Regions from separate parts of the Homo sapiens genome. Here region 2 is linked to region 1. A link is an interaction called in ENCODE POLR2A ChIA-PET data of the cell type or tissue named here. Cell type or tissue: GM12878. All regions are shown on one strand.

Region 1 (4,000 bases):
ACCACCAGTTAGTGACGTCAGGATTTATAACTGTATTAAATGGTCTGACAGGCAGCCTTGATATATCAGTTCCCCCTTCTTCCCAAATCACAGACAATAAAAGCTTTGGCAGTGAAAGTCATTCATCATCATAAAGACCTGAGACATCCCAGTCATCAATTTCACTCACATCCTTAATACACTGGAGAGAGTGCAGGAGTTGAGCACCTCAAAAAGGGAGGAGGAAGAAAACACGAAGGAAGATTGAACAGGAATAATTACAAAGGTCAAAGAAGGGATTCATCCGGGAGGGTGCCGTGGGCAGAGCCTGTCCCTGCTGGAAGTGTGCTCAGGCCACAGAGAAACTAGGCCACTGATGGGCCCAGCCCTTAGAGAGGCCCTGAAGCCCAGGTGGAGAGGGGCCAAAATAGGCTGCAGGATCCGAGTGGGGAGTGTTGGGGGCATGGGAAGCCACACCCTGGCTCCATGGCCTTAGGCTGGGTTTCACCAGGGCCTTTTATTCCATCAGCCTCATTAGCACAAGACGGATTTTAAAATAATGAAGCCACAGGTATCTGTTTGAAATCTACCCCCACCCACACTGGCACAGACGGCTATTTGTGCCAACCATGGTTTTCTTTTGGGCAACACCTTTTGAGCAACTATAACATTCGGGGCTGATATTAGTGGTTGTGAAAGACCCCATAAGGCTGCCAATCCAGCTAGAAAAGAGTAGCTGCCCAGAGCCCTAAGTGCAGCCTCTGGCTTCACCCCTCCCCTTCCCCCAAATCCAGTCACCTGGATCACACCTGCTGGCCTGCCCCGGGACCTGGGCCGAGGTTCCCCACCCCTCACCACCAGCACTTGGCATCCTTCCTCCTCTCAGGCAGGCCGGGCAATGGAGGATAAGAAAGCAGGAACTCCATGGGGTGCAGGTGTGAAGAACTGGGGACTTCACGACTTGTTCCTGAAGAGAACCAGACCTAAGTGGCATGATCCTTACCCTGGCACTTGGCCTTCTCTCTCCCAGACCAAGGAAGGAGGAAGAAAGTCTGTTTAAGAAAAGCAGTTGGCTGGGAAGGGTGGCTCACATATGTGGTCCCGGCTACTCAGGAGGCTGAGGTGGGAGCATCACTTGAGCCCAGGAATTTGAGACCAACCTGGGCAACAGAGTGAGACCCCATCTCTAAAATATTTGTTTTTAAGTAATGACAATTATCTTTCTTATGCTTTTATTTTTTGCTTGAAAGCAAAAGAACAGAAGAAAGCTTTGGTCTAGGTGGGGAGTTTCTTGAAGCACAGGGCTCCCCACAATGGACAACACACAGCCTGAGGGCTGGGAGGCTGCACAGCAGGGGCTGAGAGCCCTGAGGCTGCTGGGGCATGTCCAGGTGGCCTGGCCCAGGCAGGAACATGAAAGAATACACAGCATGTTTCCCAAGAAAGAAGGAGCAATCATACCTGCTGTGTCTGCCCATCCACTCACCAAACCTTCACCCAGGACCTGCTAAGGCCTGGTCAGGCTGCATGAGGTCTGTCTGAGCAGGAGGCTGACCTAAGGGGATGCCAGCTTTTCAGGGGTGAGTCAACCCACTACCCTTCAATCAGATATCACCCAAGAAGCCCCATCAGTCCCGGCCCCTACACGTGGCCTGAAATCCACCTATCAGCTCTGTTCTTCAGATAGGGGTCTGTCCAACTCAGACTTCCTCTGGCACACTTCCAGGCTGCCATGACTCACCAGGCTTTATGAGAATAGTGTGGCTTAGAGGTCAAGTGTGTGGTCTGTGGAGTCTGACTGCCGGCATTTAAAACCTGGCTACACCACTTACAAGCTGTGTGACCTTGAGCAAGTTTCTATGCTTCTCTGTGCCTCAGTTACTGCACCAGTGAAATGAGGATGAGAAGAGTGACTCCCACAAAGGGTTGTTATGCAGATTAGACAAGCTATTAATAAGTCAAGGGCTTAGAACAATGCATGGTGCAGAGGGAGTGGATGGGAGCATCAGCTATCACTCCTGCTGGTGACTCTTGGCTCATGGGACCCTAGCTTGGGCCTGCCTCTCTAGCTGTTCAGGATTGAAACCAACTCTGGGGGAAGAGCTCCCTAGTCCCCTATCCTACACACCAGCCCCCTAAATAGGCTGCTGGGCCACACTATCCTTAACATGGGCATGTGACCCCATCTTGAACCTGGGTTCACAGAGGCATACGAAAGGAACTAATGGGTCTGAAAAGGCAAACACTTCTCTGGATGGGTTCATCCAGACAGGCAGCAGGTGCCCCTAAGCATTCATGCCAGAAACAACCTTACTAAACATTTATAGATGATCTCAGGGTGGGAGTAGAAGTTCTATGGCCTCACAGATAATGAAAATAAAAGCTAATAGAGATAAATTAGAGAGAGATTTTTTTCCTGAGCTGTGAACTTGGCCAAGAAAAAAAAAAGGCAGCAGACTAGTAGAAGCTAATGCATTTGGGAAGAAATAATAATTATGATAATATCTTGAATTCAAATGTGACTTTATGCTAATCAAAGATATGTATGTGAGTGTGTGAATCATGTCAATAACCTTGACAATGACCTAGAAGGGTGGAGTGCTGCGTGATTAGTAACGACCAATCATAGCAGACAGCTCGTTGGTTTATTAATTCATCCATTCATTCATTCAATAAACACTTCCTGAGTACATACTATATTCCAAGTCCCATACTAGGCTGTGCTGGAGAAGGCAGAGACAATTCAGAATCTTGTAGACTAAGAAGAAAGTTAGGCTGGACACAAAGAATTATAAATCAAGGCACAATGGGCTAACAGGCATAATGGTGGGCTGATCAAGGGCAATATGACTTCTGACTGTAGGGTAATTGAGGAGGGCTTCCTAGAGGAGGCAGCACTTGGGGAGTGCTCCAAGGAGACATGCACTGAAGGCACATGGGCAGGGACTGTCAGGCCTGCTGGTTCTTAAATCCCTCAGCAGTGTTGTGAGATCCTTTCACAGGCAAAGTCCTGGACCAGCTCATCTTCACTTTCCTGCCGGGGAGGCCGGACCCCTGGCACAGTCAAGGTGGCCGGCTCTCCATGAGCTCACAAGAAAGGGCCCAGCCCCTTACAGCTTCTGGGCCATTGTCACACACTTTCTTTCATGTGCACTTCACCATAGTCCCGTAAGGGAAGAATGAGCCAGGATTTATAATTCCCACTGGGCAGACGGCAAAACTGAGGTTCAGAGAGGGGAAGGGAATTCTCAAAGTTACCAGGAGTTATGGCAGAGCTGGGATGAAGACCTGTGAGCCTGACTCCAAATCAGGCCCCTCTCTCCCTTTCACAGCAGACTGCCGCCACCTCTGGGCAAATGACAGAAGCACCCGAAGTACAGGAACCAGCAAGACCAAAGGCTTGGAGTCAGGGACTCCGCATGGCTGAGTTGAAAGATGGCAAAAAGACGGGCCTGGATAAAGGTTCCACTGGGCAGCTTCATAGATAGGCAGATAGAGGGCAGTGGATCAACCAGGCTGAGAAAGGAGGATAGGAGAGGGAAAAAAAAGACCCACTCTGCAAGGACAAAGGCTGAGTTCCACATGGAGGAAAGAGCACTAGAATAGGAGTCAAGGGATATGGGCTCCAGAGGTGTCTGACTTTGGGAGAACTTGAGTTCTCAGTCTCAGCCTCCCCATCTGTTCAATGATGGAATTGCACCTGGTGATCCCTAGGGTTTATCCAGCACCTATATTCCAAAGTCTCTTGACTCTAGGGAGGGCACAAATTATCTCAACACTGGGGCAGATGGAGGAGACAGAGTGAGAACCAGCCAGTGCTCACAGAGAGAGTGGAGAAAGAACAGGCAGAAACGGAGCAAAAGAGGTGCCCAGTGCCCTCACAGATGATGGGTCATCCAGGGGAACTACAGGACACACGGTGCTCAAGGAGGCTTTTATATTTGGCCCTGGAGATGTGGTAGACAGAAGAATAATCCACCCCCCACCCCAGGATGTCTACATCCTAATTCCCAGAACCTGT
Region 2 (4,000 bases), 130 kb after region 1:
CCCAGGACAGAATAAGCCATTCCTTCTGTCCACGTTGCCAGGACTTCTCCAGCTCAACACACCTTGGTTTGTTTAATGTTACACGAGGGAGAAGATTTAGAGGCAGAGACACATGCTGGCTCAATCGGCGAGGAAATACGAGCAGAGTCTAAACAGAAAGAAATATGGAACGGGGGGAGACTAGACTGTGGGGAAGGCAAATTGGAGGCCCAGAAAAGGGGCTGGTGCGGAAGCTCCTCCAGGCCCCTGGGCGCTCTGGCATTCTGTGAGAAGGAGAAAGCAGAAGCCGAGAACAGAGAGTGACAGGAAAAGAAAAGAGACGCAGAAGGGGTTGGCCTAGGCACGCTGCGAGCTGCCCTCCAGCTAAGACGCTGCGGGCAAGGGAGGGGGAGGCCGACATCGCCAGGCGAGGGGCCAAGGTCGGGCTCTTTAACTCAGCCAGGAAACATCGTTGGGGGCTCCAGGGCTCGTGGAGCCCGAACTGGGGCTCATTTCCGGCCCGATGCCCCTCTTCCCCAGACCCCTAGCCCGGAATCCAGCAAAGGCTGGGCCATCGCCGTCCGCCACTGGGCCTCCCTCTGTGCGAGCCCTGGGAGAAGCCTCAGGGAACGACTCTGGCACTGGGGCTCGGCCCCGGAGCTAGCGCAGAGCGTGGGTGGGAGTCGACATCCAGGCAGGAGGCAAAGAAGAGGCCCCGCCCTAAAGCCGAGGGCCCAGTTCTTCGAAAGCCTGTGGCCGGAGCTGGACTCACAGGATTCGGGGTCCGTACAGCGCGCACGTGGTACCGCATCTTCGGCAGGCGGCGCCCCTAATGCCCAGCCCCGCCCTGCTTCGTTTGCCGGGCCTGAACTGTGTCAGCATTGAGGGTGGACGCCGAGTCGCGGCGAGTTGGTCCCTTGCGGTATAAACTTGGGGCTTCCCTAGGGGCGGTGCCGGGATGGATGGGGGCGCCTCTCCACCTGCAACTCCCCCAGCGCAGAGCGCAAAAAGTGCACATCGCGGGCCAGCCGTCGCCTCGGGGTTTCAGGCGGCGCCCGGGGCAAAAAGGAGCTGAGGATTGGTTTGGGTCAAAACACCCATTTCAGTTGGCAGTGGGGTCCTCTGCGCCTACAGGGCTTCGAGCTCCGGGTGCGGGCTCACTGGGGCACCATGTGCCAGCGACTCGCCACCCGGAAATACTTGGGTTGCGCTAGAATACGCAATGGGTCTGTGTTCGGGTAACCTGGTGCTCATGGTGGGTTATTACTATTGTTGTTTTACTTTACTGCTTTTCTTGCTTTCATTAGAAATGTTACTGAGAGAAGCCTCAAAGAGCGCAGACCTGGGGTCGTTTGGATGGGTTCATTTCAACTCAAATCCACTAATTCAATTCAGTTCCACGACTAGTTTCCAGCGCACAGGTACACATGGTAGACGTCAAGTGTATGCCGTATGCATATGCACAGAGACGCTATTTGAAGGCAACTCTTGGAGAATTTTGAGATAAAATTCACTCTCCTGGAGTTACATTCGCAATATATGAATATGGAAAACAGGCAATCAGTTGTATTTAAAATTTGCCAACACGTCCCAGCAATCCACTCTCACCTAAGAATCCAAAATGGGGCATTGAAAAGATTTACTGGCATTCTGGTTGTTTAATATTGAAAACAAGCGTAAATCAGTTCATTTCTCTTTATATTTCTTTTCAAATTTAACAATACCATAATAAGTGTAAGTAATAAAACCATATTTTGCTAAAGAAAGTTTGCACATAGGATGCTTTATTTCTATCAGTATTTATACGATGTTCTGTTGGCTCTCCTCACCCCCTTTTCTTCTAGTTCACCGTGTAATGTGAGCTTTAAATATTCATGCGTCGGCCCAGACTTACATTTATTTAATGTGTTTTAAACTAATAACATTTTAATGTGATATAATTTGATTCCATGAAGTACTGGAACATAAAAAAGCCTACTGCACAAGCGATTTTGAGTGAGGGTGAGTGCACAAGCTAAACGATTCTTTTAGTTTTGGACGCAGATCAGAGTGTTAAACGGAAGTGAAGCGCGCCTTTAAGTAAGCCCTTTAATATTCTCGTTTCTTCATTCTCCATTTTTCTGTAATAACTTCAGAGCCGTGGCAGAGGATCACCCCAGGATTGGGGTGCTTTCCCTGGAGCCTGCCTTGTGAACCTGCAAATCGCCAAGTGAATACCTCAGCCTCAGGGCAGGTTGTGGGCTGATTTTTATTTTTTCTTTTGGGAGGGAAGTCTTTTGGGAAGGTCAGGGGGCTACAGGATATGAAGTCTGGATTTGAGAACGTGCCGGAAATAAAACTGTGCTCTAAAAATCTTTCAGGTTTGCTGCTGATTAACTATCTTTAGCAACCCAGCCCAGAGTAAGATGGAAAAGATGAGCTACACTTGGGCCAAAGTGCCTTTGAGATGAGCCCTGAAGCCAGTCTCAGTGTTTAGCCATCACCAGAGACACTTCCCAAAGCCTTAACTTTTCCTTCACTTTGTACTGGAGGTGGGGGCCTTCTGGCACTGAATGCAAATCTACCAAAAAAAAAAAAATCCTCTACACAAAGAAAAATTAAAGATATCCCCTAATTTATTTTCGGTCAGATGAAAACCATCTGAAATATCTAATATGAGGAGCTTATGGACATAGAATCAGAAAGTCATTATCCCCCTAAATCATGAAAATATTTCTAATGGAAAATCATGACATTGTATCCTCGTTATAAACACATAGTGTGGACCTATCACATAAGGAAACTCCGTCAATCTACTATTACCTAAGAATCCAAAATGATACATTGGAAAGATTTGCAGTCTGAGGACAAAATATTCATACGAAATACGTACCAAAATAATCATGCTAAATTGTTCATACTGAAATGCTGCTATCCTTTCAACTAAAACAATCTTTAGAACAAGTATTGGCAATTTTCTGGACAGATCTTTATAAATCTTCCCAGCAAAACAATTAAGAAATATGTACTCAGATTTTATTTTTACAGGATATATGTGTGTATATGTATATATATTTTATGTATGTATATATTTACATATACATGCGCGTGTGTGTGTAAAGTTCTCTACCATAGGCAGGCTGAGAGTTCAAAGATGGGCTTTTCCTTGTTAGGTACAAATTCTTATAAACAAAGTATGAGATGGAAACAGTTTAGTGAATTTTTTCCTAATTTGGTACAGCAGTTGGTGTCTCATTTCTCATGCAATTTGCACGTAGACTCATGTACCCCATGAAGTGACAAAAGAGAATCAGGGATGAAAACCTGCCAGTGTCTGCAGGCGGTGCCTCAAAGCGCTCTTTTGGACACACGTTCTTGGTGGTGGGGAGTTTGCTGCCTCTAAACCAGGCCTGACCTTTTGTCTTTTGACCTCTGATGCATGAAATTAGGTAGCAAAAGAAAATGAAGAAAAGGATACAAAAACATGGAAAAACAGCCCTCCTTGACAATAGTCATTGTATCAGATCATAGCAGAGCTGCCCTACATAGCCCAAAGTGCTTGTTTATAAGGCTGCGGGTCTTCCTGGCCACTGGGTTCCTGTTCTTCTTTGTGGGCAATCTGCATTTGTTGGGGGAGGGACTACGCACTCTTTTTAATTAAGCTCAGAGCTGGGTTTTGTCTTGGCTCCTTTCACCAAAGCCCGTTTAGCGAGCGTTTGGCCCCTCCATTTCCTCTGAGGTCTTCTGTGTAGGCTGGGTGCCTGGGGGTACCACCTGGGGCAGCTTCCAAGACCCAAAGGAAAACTCTGCCCCTTCTGGCCACCCAGGCTGAAGCTGAATCCCAGCTGGCGTGGAGGGGAGAGGGTGGCAAGGGGTGGGGTCATGCTCCTTGGTCCTGAAGGAACACACACCCCAAGTGAATAGACTTCCACTCTTTCTCCAAACCCCGTCAGAAAGCCTGAGTCACTGGTGTTCCCTGCCCCCTCGGCCTAAGGAGTCAGCTCAGTACCCTCCCCTGTCATGAGAGCCAGGGAGGAGGGCA

Evidence for each region. ChIA-PET counts read pairs that join two places held together with the same protein. Peaks named below come from ENCODE experiments on the same cell type or tissue, not always from the same donor. Only the 100,000 strongest peaks of a DNase experiment are listed, where the experiment ranks them.
Region 2: POLR2A ChIA-PET joins it to region 1 with 5 read pairs; 2 of 35 experiments call an interaction of 5 or more read pairs at or near these places.

Annotation. Positions count from the first base shown.
Region 1 is chr9:36,902,198-36,906,197 of GRCh38, forward strand. All of the region lies in intron 7 of PAX5 (paired box 5), which reads right to left. Among named protein-coding and RNA genes, the nearest start is that of MIR4476, 11 kb to the left of the region's middle. In GM12878, no CTCF peak of the experiment used is centred here; a DNase peak (open chromatin) is centred at 1,754.
Region 2 is chr9:37,037,129-37,041,128 of GRCh38, forward strand. No RefSeq gene overlaps it. Among named protein-coding and RNA genes, the nearest start is that of PAX5, 4.9 kb to the left of the region's middle. RefSeq lists enhancers at 296-375, 874-1,451. In GM12878, no CTCF peak of the experiment used is centred here; no DNase peak of the experiment used is centred here; H3K4me3 peaks cover 1,522 bases; H3K27ac peaks cover 781 bases.